Linked DNA regions of Homo sapiens: region 2 is linked to region 1. Evidence: chromatin loops called from intact Hi-C (ENCODE). Cell type or tissue: endothelial cell of umbilical vein. All regions are shown on one strand. Each heading gives the region's core, and the rest is flanking DNA. Links, peaks and the distances in the headings are about the cores only.

Region 1 (4,407 bases), core at 108-4,107:
CTTCTTCAGATCAGATTAGGATTTTTCAACCTCAGCACTACTGATAATTTGGGTTGGCAAGTTCTTCGTTGTTAAGAAGCTGTCCCTGGCCCCTACACATGAGATGTTAGCAGTACATACTCCTCTCCAGTTGTGACAAACCAAAAATGTCTTCAGACACTGCCAAGTGTCTCCGAGGGAGAAAAATTCCTCTTCCTTGAAAACCACTGGACTAGAGGAGGGTCAGTCGTTGTAAACCTCTTTTATTTCCAGGAGTTTGCCTCACCATCTCTTTCCTCCCAGGTTTTGCCCATGTTTCTCCTCTCTTTACCAGGTGGATCCTACTAGTCCTGCAGATGTCAGATGTTCCCTTTCCTGGGAACCCCTTTTTGAACCTCCTCAGACGGTCAGGTGCCACCTCTGGGCTTCCGCGGCACCCCCCCACCCCGCCCCAGCTATGATTTCCCTACCCCTGCCCTGCTCATTCTGGGTGGTCACTGTGCAGTGACTGAGCTGTCTTTCTCCCCAACACCAGACTGAGGGCCCCAGGAGGGCAGAGCCAGGACTGTCTCAGTCACCACCCTAATAGTGCTGTCTTCAGCACTGTCAGGCTCAGGGGCAGGCACAGAGCAGGTGTTCTTCAGGTGGGTAATGAATGCATCGTGAAACATCTTGGGATGAGGTGGGATTATCTGATACTCTTGGTATATTCAGATGACCAGTGAGGATGTGCTAGAAAGCCTGGATTCCTGTGGCCCCTGTACATCCGTTATGGTTTTGGCTACCTCCTGGGGCCCTTAGGGGATGTCCCTGGAAATTGTGAGATGAGATATGCAGGTCCAAGATCAGAAAGTGTCTTAGCCATCACTGTCCACAGCTACCACCATCGTCCCCTCTACCTCCATGAAAACTAGCACAGATATGGCAGTCCCTGGGCCCAGACTCACGCCCTAGACCATCTGCTCCTGCTTTATCCAGAGGTTCAGACACAGAGCCCACCGCTCTGCCATTCATTCCTTTAACTAAGGTGTTTTGAGCTACTGCTACACGCTAGGCTCTGTGCTAATGCTGGGGACACGGCTATGGACAAAGAAGACCCTGCTTTCTTGGAGCCCAGGTTTCTAGTTGAAGGTAGGATAGGGAGGTGGAAGATGGACAGGGACAAACAGTATACCAGACAAATAAGAAAAATGTACAGTATGCATGTAAAAATCCACACATGGTGATAAGTGCCACGAAGAGAAACAAAGCTGGGGAAGAAGATAGGTGGGAAGGTTGCAATTTAGTAGAGTTGTCTGGAAAGCCTTCTCTCAGGAGGTGACATTTGGACAAAGACTTGAAGGGGGAAAGGAAGGGACTCACACAGATACAGAGATGATTGTTTAAGATAAAGGGACAGCCAGTGCAAAGGCCCAGAGGCAGGAGGTGGCTGAGTGGGTGAGTGAGGGGAGAAGGCTGAGAACAAAGAAGCAGGAAAGGGGCCAGATCATGCCAATCCTTGGGGTCATGGTAAGGACTCTGCCTTTTCTCTCACTGAAGTGGGAGCAACAGGAAAGTTACCTGTTTATTGAGGTATAATTTAGATACCTTGACATCTACCCGATGTTAATATAGAGTTCAATGGCTTTTAGTGCATGTACGCAGTTCTGCAGTACAACCATCACCACGGTTTCCTCTAAGGACACTCCTATCCCCTCAGAACATTCCCTCTTCCCCTTTGCAGTCACTTTCCAGTTTAACCATCAACCCCAGACAAGTATTGAGGTGCTTTCTATCTCTATAGTTTTGCCTTTTCCAAACATTTCTTATTAATGAAATTAGACCCCTGCAAAAATCCTGTCTAATATAGTTTTTTAGTACTTATCCTCCAGTGGTGAATGTCAACAATACACAAAGAGATGGTAAATCAAACTCTCAGCAGTGTCGTGTCACAGTTTGGTTAGTAAACTGTGGCATAGACAGGTCAAATAAGTCACTGTAGTCATGAGATGAGTCAATCACAGCAAGAAAAGAAAAACAGAGGATATGATATTGAGACTTCTATCTCCCATTCTCCATTACTTCTTACTGTGTAAACTTTTCACCCTACTAAACCCCTCTCCAATGAAAACAGCCTTAGGTAGGAAATCCCAATGTTTCCAGATCAACTTTGGAAAAGAATGCCTTGTATGTTTGTGTTTGATAACATTGTTATGGTTACTAAAAGATCAGCTCATGTTTCTGGAATTCTCTAGGACTCCCCAATGCAAAGGCAAGTCTATTTGTGCACACAAGCTTCTTGGTTTAATATTTTCTTTAACGTCAGGTTGCTATGGAATAATATAAATCAGTGAATTTCCTTAATATCCAAGCTAGTCTAAATTGGTTTTAAATATGATTAAATGTAAATGAACAACACTATCAGCAATTTTTTCCCCTGTAAGCTGTTTTACAAAAGAATACATAGTTGTGACTGCACAAGCACCCTTCAGAGACAAGAATGAATTAAAAATGGTAGAGAGTTAAAAGTGGTCACCTTAGCAAAGTTGTCTGATTAGACTTTCCACTCTAGTTGTTTACTTTGTCAACCTTTCTGCTTATGCTGCTAGACTGTGATTCCCAGGGCAGGAAATTCAGTGACTACTGATAAATGACTGTTGAATGAATAGGCCTTATTTCCATATATAACTATAGAAATTCTAAATTTGAATCTATAACAGGGAAGAAATAAAAGGAAGCAGAAATCTCAATCACTTACTTAGCCAATTGATTTATCGATCTTTACCCTTCCACGTATATTTTTTTGGTTAGTATGATAACAAAAAGTGTATGAAGTTTTGCAAGGTATTACAAGACAAACTTTCAAATACTAGTGTATAAGGTCTATTTTCAAGCAATTCATAGAATGGTCAAAATATATTAATCTCACAGCCAGAGGGAGACAACACACAGATTAAATTGTCAGGTGCAAACAGAATAGGGTCTTATGAGTGTTCTGTAAAAACAGGTAGAAATAAACAGGCGCCATATTTAAAGAGAATAGTAACATTAATGAACTATAATCTCCATTACATTTCAGATGTTGGAGTTATAATAAAAATTTATATAGAAGTATCTAGTACCAGCATTGATAGTCCAGAGCTATCTTGGTCCAGTAGCTGCAGCCGCAAGACAGCGTGAGGATAGAGTAGAGTTTATTATTAGTGTTACAAGAATTTTTGTGTTTGAATAAAATGAGAAGACCAAAACCAAAGCAAGAACAAATTTATGCAAATGTCACATGTTTCATTTAAATTGGTCCTAGTATTTTATGATCCAAAGAGAATTAATCTTTTTACTTTAAAATACTGAAGATGAGATCAGTGATTTATTCCTAATGGAGAGAGATACACAATGTACTCTTGAAACAGGTGACTTTGGACATACAGTCAGATCTAGGAAGCACACAAAATAAAATTGAGACCATCTGGGAAATGTTTCTTAAGCAAAAATGAGTAATGTCTGATATTTAGTAGACAGGAGATGGAGTATCTTTTAACAACAATATAAGTCATACCAACAATGAATGCATAATACTGGGCTTTTGATCTTCTTTACTTTTTTTCCACCTGAAAGACAGAGGGTACACCACAAAAATCAACAAAACTCACACAAGATATAAAAAAGAAGGTAAATCCATTTGTTTTAATTGAAGATATAACTTTTCACTATCCCCTTTCCAATACCAGCCTCTATTTCCTATGAGAGGCAGGATACTGCATTAGCTAAGATCAAGGCATTCAGCATCAGATAAATCTATCTGAAATTCAACCCTGCAACTCATCAGCTGGGTTTCTAGTAGCCCCATTTTCAAAGTCACTTCCTCAGTGTGATTCTGAGTTTCTTTGTCAGTGAAACAGAAAACTGAGAGTTGCTAGAAAACTAAATTAACTCATTCAAAGAGCATAAAATAATGAGTGACTTGTGACAAATATTCAATGGCATGGCCTAAATATCTATTAAAATTAATAATCAGAATTATAATGAGAATAAAGATACAGCAAAATGGACCTGAAGAATGTTGATAAGTGTCTGTATTTACAGATTATGGTAAATGCAGAGAATTATCCCATTTTAACTACAGAAAACACATTCTTCTAAGTGATTTGAACATTTATAACCACCAGATATAGCTGGCCTCTTACTGCTTTTTTTTTAGTGCTATACAAAACACTAACACATTTTTACTCTTTAATTTCCCTTTTGAAGCAGTCATCAAACTATAGGATGTATTACAAAACAATTAAGGCTACATTTTCTATTGCATGATCTATATTACATTCATATCTTCGGGCTGATATTCTTTTTCACCTTGAGTAAATTTAGAAAATTTGTGCCCAACACATTTGCAAATCATCCCTGCAGGAGGCCAAGCTCTTTCATTTGTATTTTTACTCTCACTGATTTTAA
Region 2 (4,407 bases), core at 172-4,171, 180 kb before region 1:
CTTTGTGAACCAGAAACGCCCAAAACTCTGTTGAACAATATGGAAAAGGCACTGCCCCAGACACCTAAAATAAAACAGAAACAGAAAATAACTTAAAATATCCCAGGTTTCAAAATAGTCAAGCAAGTCAATGATATATTTTTATTTTGATCACTTACCCATTAAGAAATGCAAGGGGTTTTCTTCATACTTCTTAACGACTGTTCCCATAAAAAATTTGCTTCCAAATAAGTCGGGAGCCATAAAAGTACCATATTTAGCCATGCCAATTTCGTATGGACTAAATTCAACCCAATCTGAAAGTATTTTAAAAACAAGGCAATCCATTAATAGGAAAATGCTATGGCATGGTGTGCACAATTAATGATCACTTTAATAATGTTATGCTTATTCTCATTCATGTATTTAAAATATCAAAATGAAAACATTAGCCAAATGCCCATTATGTATATGACATTGTGTAGAAGTTGGGGGAAAAACGCTTAGAGGTGAATAAGACAAGACGATACAAAAAGATCCCTTCTAATTTGCAGAAATTAGATGCACTTTTCTATTTAAAAACTCAGATGTCTTTTTGAAGCCAGTTTTCATTCTACAGAACAGGAAACTGAAAACTGCTAACTAGATATAAATTTCATGGAGCATACAGAATAAATTAAACTCTTCTAAGCAATTCAAACAGTTTATTAAAATGAAATAAAATGTTTTCTAACATTTATCTTTTCTTCACCTTCACTTCAATTTTGCTCACTAACTGTCTATTCTAACTCCACAAGATTGCAATACAAAGTTTTTAGGTTGAATGCCTTAGAAAAACATGGTAATAGTGCCAGAGATGTATACTGTCTAAGCGCGGGGGCTCTGGAGCTGGACTGTCTGGGATCAAATCCTATTTTGCTGCTTATGAGCTGTGCTTACTGACTTGGGTATTATTCTCTCTGTCTTAGGTCCCTAATCTATAAAATGTGAATAAAATCACATATCACAAGTAGATAGTGTGTAGGATTGTTTTGAAGATCCACTGAGTTAAGAAATGTAAGGAGCTTAGAAGAGGACATAGCACATTTTAATTGCTCAATAAATAGTAGCCACTTTATGTTTCATGTATTCCCATGGCTACGACTATGTCTAATTATCATCTGCATCTTGATGTCTTCAGCAAGAACTCCTGGTTTCTGATTCCCATTTTCTACATTTGCAACTCCTTCATTCTTCTTCTTGTTGGTAAATGGTACTATATTATTCATGCCACTACTCACTTCAGGATTACCCTTGATGGTTCTCTTTTCCCTTATAGCTTACACAGGAAAAATCAAGTGCTGTAGGCTCTATCACGAGGTATGTTTAGAACCTGGTCACTTATCCATTTGTCCACTGTGATCGTACTGATACAAATTGCTGTATTCTCTCTCCTGGACCTCCACAATAACCTCCTAAAATGCTTCTACTCTGTTCACTTATTATCTTTTTGATATCCCATAGCCAGAATAAATCTTTAAAAATATAAATCACAGCACACCAGTGTCATCTGAAAGCTTCCCATTACACTGAAAATAAAAACAGGGCCGACAAGTTTCCGTCCTGGCCTAGATCCCACTCCCTGTGTGATGTGACCACATCCCTCCTAACAATGTTCTATCACATTTTGTCTTGCGTATCCCACTTCACTTCAGCCACACGGCACAGATCTTCTTGCTGTTCCTCAAAGAAGTCAAGTTCATTCCCACTTCAGCACCTTACACTTGCTATTCCCTTCTGCAGTTATAATGCTTGCTCCTACTTAATCTTTATTTTAGGGTCTTTGCTGATGGTCCATTTTAAAATCCCAACATCATCCACCCCTGCCCAACTCATAATTCTCTAACCCACTTCATTTTTTTTTCTAGCTTTTCTCTTTCTGAAATTATAATATGTCTGTAATATCTTATCCAACAATACAAAATCCAAACAATTCAAAAATTCATAAGCTTCTTTGTTACTCATTTGTTTGTAAAATCTAATCTGAATTCATTTAGTGAGAAATCAGGCTTGAATGTTAGTGGGGGCTCTTATAATTCATTTATCCCACTCAATGTGGATATTTATATATCCTATTGGAGAAATATCACTGATTATAAGAACCCAATGGGGTATTAGGTAATACACAATATGAGTATCTTTATATCTCCAAAATCCAAACATTTTGAATTCTAAAACACATGTCACCAAAGGTTTGGAAAAGGAATTGTGGATCTATATTTATTGTTTGTTCAATGGTAGGTCACAACACCTTCCTTTCATGAAGGAAGTGATGAAATCACAATTTTGATAACATTGTAATTCATTATATGTCAAAGCCAAATGGTACATATATTCTTCATCAGAAAGTGGTGTGATTTACAACGATTTACGTGGAATTTGTGAGACATAACTAGCAATGAATCAGAGGCTGTTAGGAAAATTCCTGTATTCATACAAGTAATTTCCTATCTCTCAATTTCACAACCCTATCATGGGAACTGAGGCATAACAACTTCCTGGTTCCTGCTTTTCTAGCGATCTCTTCTTGATTAGCGCCATGGCCTGGGCACATAGTAACTTAGGCATTCTCAAAAGCTAAAATGAGCTCTGCACCCCTCACTGAAGAACTCACGGTGTTAGTTTTCAACTAATTCTCTCCTGCTGGTGACTCTACCTTTTGACTCCAACCTCTCTCCTGCGCTTCCATGTACTTTCAACTTCCTTTGGGGCCCTTACACTCAGATATTCTGTCATCTCCTCCCACTATACTTACCTAGATAAGAACTCATCACCCTTCTTCCCGGGCCAGCTTACCTATTTCAGTAAACCATGCTATCACTCTATCAAATCCATCATTGCATCACACCGATAACCTTTAGGCCTCTCATATCCATCTATTCTTTTCTTATCAGTATGTCCCTAGTTCCAGGGCCTTATCACAAAAGCACAGTGATATCTCTGCTTCCAGTTTCATTCCTTTCCATTCTGTTTTTATTGGTCACCAAAGTGACTTTTTCAAAAACACTACATAAATAATTTTATTGCCCTGCACAAAAGCATTAACTATTTCCATTATCATCAAAATCAAATAAAAATATTTCTGTCTGGAATTAAAATCATTCCATAACTTGGGACTATTGGTGCCTCCAAATACAACACCTTTTCTTCACCAATGTGTGCATAAGTCCTAGACTAGTTGTTTTTTTTAATAGTGATGCCCAAAACATAACTCTGGCTTCCCTTCTGAGCATTTTCTCATATTGTTTCCACACAAAGGTATCTTTTTACCCGTACTTGATAGATCCTTCTACATTCGACTTAAATCCAAGTTTCATCACCCTTTCTTACAACTATACTAAATCTCTATGACATCTCACCCTTATGTCAGGTCTACACACTTATGTCAGGTCTAGGTATATTATAGGAATTTTTCCATGCTTTATTTTTGTCTCTTTCAATAGGATTATAACTTTCTTGAGGAAAAATACTATATTTGTACTTCTAAAGTGTCTGTCAAAAAATTTAGCATGATGCTAAGTTCATAACCATAAGTTGTAATCCATAAATGCAGTTTATTCACCAGTGGAAATTTTTAAATGAACGTTTTAAGTCCTTTCAGCAATGTGATGTAGTGGAGGAGTCAGGAATTTCTAACAGTTTAAACACCAATGTTTATTTGTTGAAAATTTCCAAGAAATTTCTAAATGAAAGGTGTGTTTAAAATTATTCCAAGAGGAAGGGAAAATATTATCCGGTATTGTTGAAGTAAAATTGTTAATAAAGCTTCTGTAAGCTAATTTGATTATTTGACTTTTAAAAATATAATTCAGAGACTATCTCAACTTTTTCTTCTACACAGCCACTTTCAATCTAAGCATATATTGGAAGAATAAATTACAGACGTGTCTCTATTCTTTTTTTCCCAGTAACTCAAGTAAAGCTACTTGAACACTCAAGACATGTACCTTAAGATGTCTTATCTGGGTACAAGATTCATATAATTAATGTTTAATGATTTTGTCTAAATCTGTTGGAAGACACAGCTCAACCCGCCTTATGACAGAAGCTTAACAATGAAGGTTAATGATGCACCACTCATCTCAGTAGCAGTACTGCAGTGAAGCAGATGTCAAAAGAAGACACATCCAGGTCCAAAGACTACTAACTGAATATAAAACAGCATTTTTTCAGTCTAAAAGAACCCAGAATATCCACTCACCCAAATATTATTTATTCTTTAATTATTTTAGTTAAGTTTTCTTGGAAAATGGCTATTGACTAAAAATTCAGAATAAAATATAACCACCGTGAAAAGTCCAGAACAATCATGACAATAAAAACAAACTTTTATATTTGTATGCCTCTTTATAGTTTTCAGTCTCATCTTATGCATATTTCATATTATTG

The links. Peaks named below come from ENCODE experiments on the same cell type or tissue, not always from the same donor. Only the 100,000 strongest peaks of a DNase experiment are listed, where the experiment ranks them.
Region 2: it touches region 1 in a loop (9-fold over the local background); 1 of 110 quality-filtered maps calls a loop at or near these places.

Annotation. Positions count from the first base shown.
Region 1 is chr1:186,760,957-186,765,363 of GRCh38, reverse strand. No RefSeq gene overlaps it. Among named protein-coding and RNA genes, the nearest start is that of PLA2G4A, 66 kb to the left of the region's middle. In endothelial cell of umbilical vein, for the core only: no CTCF peak of the experiment used is centred there; a DNase peak (open chromatin) is centred at 2,133; H3K27ac peaks cover 2,171 bases.
Region 2 is chr1:186,942,526-186,946,932 of GRCh38, reverse strand. PLA2G4A (phospholipase A2 group IVA) reads right to left here. Exons shown (of 18, transcript NM_024420.3): 11 at 159-296; 12 at 1-64. Among named protein-coding and RNA genes, the nearest start is that of PLA2G4A, 120 kb to the right of the region's middle. In endothelial cell of umbilical vein, for the core only: no CTCF peak of the experiment used is centred there; DNase peaks (open chromatin) are centred at 1,592, 2,452 and 2,772; H3K27ac peaks cover 3,109 bases.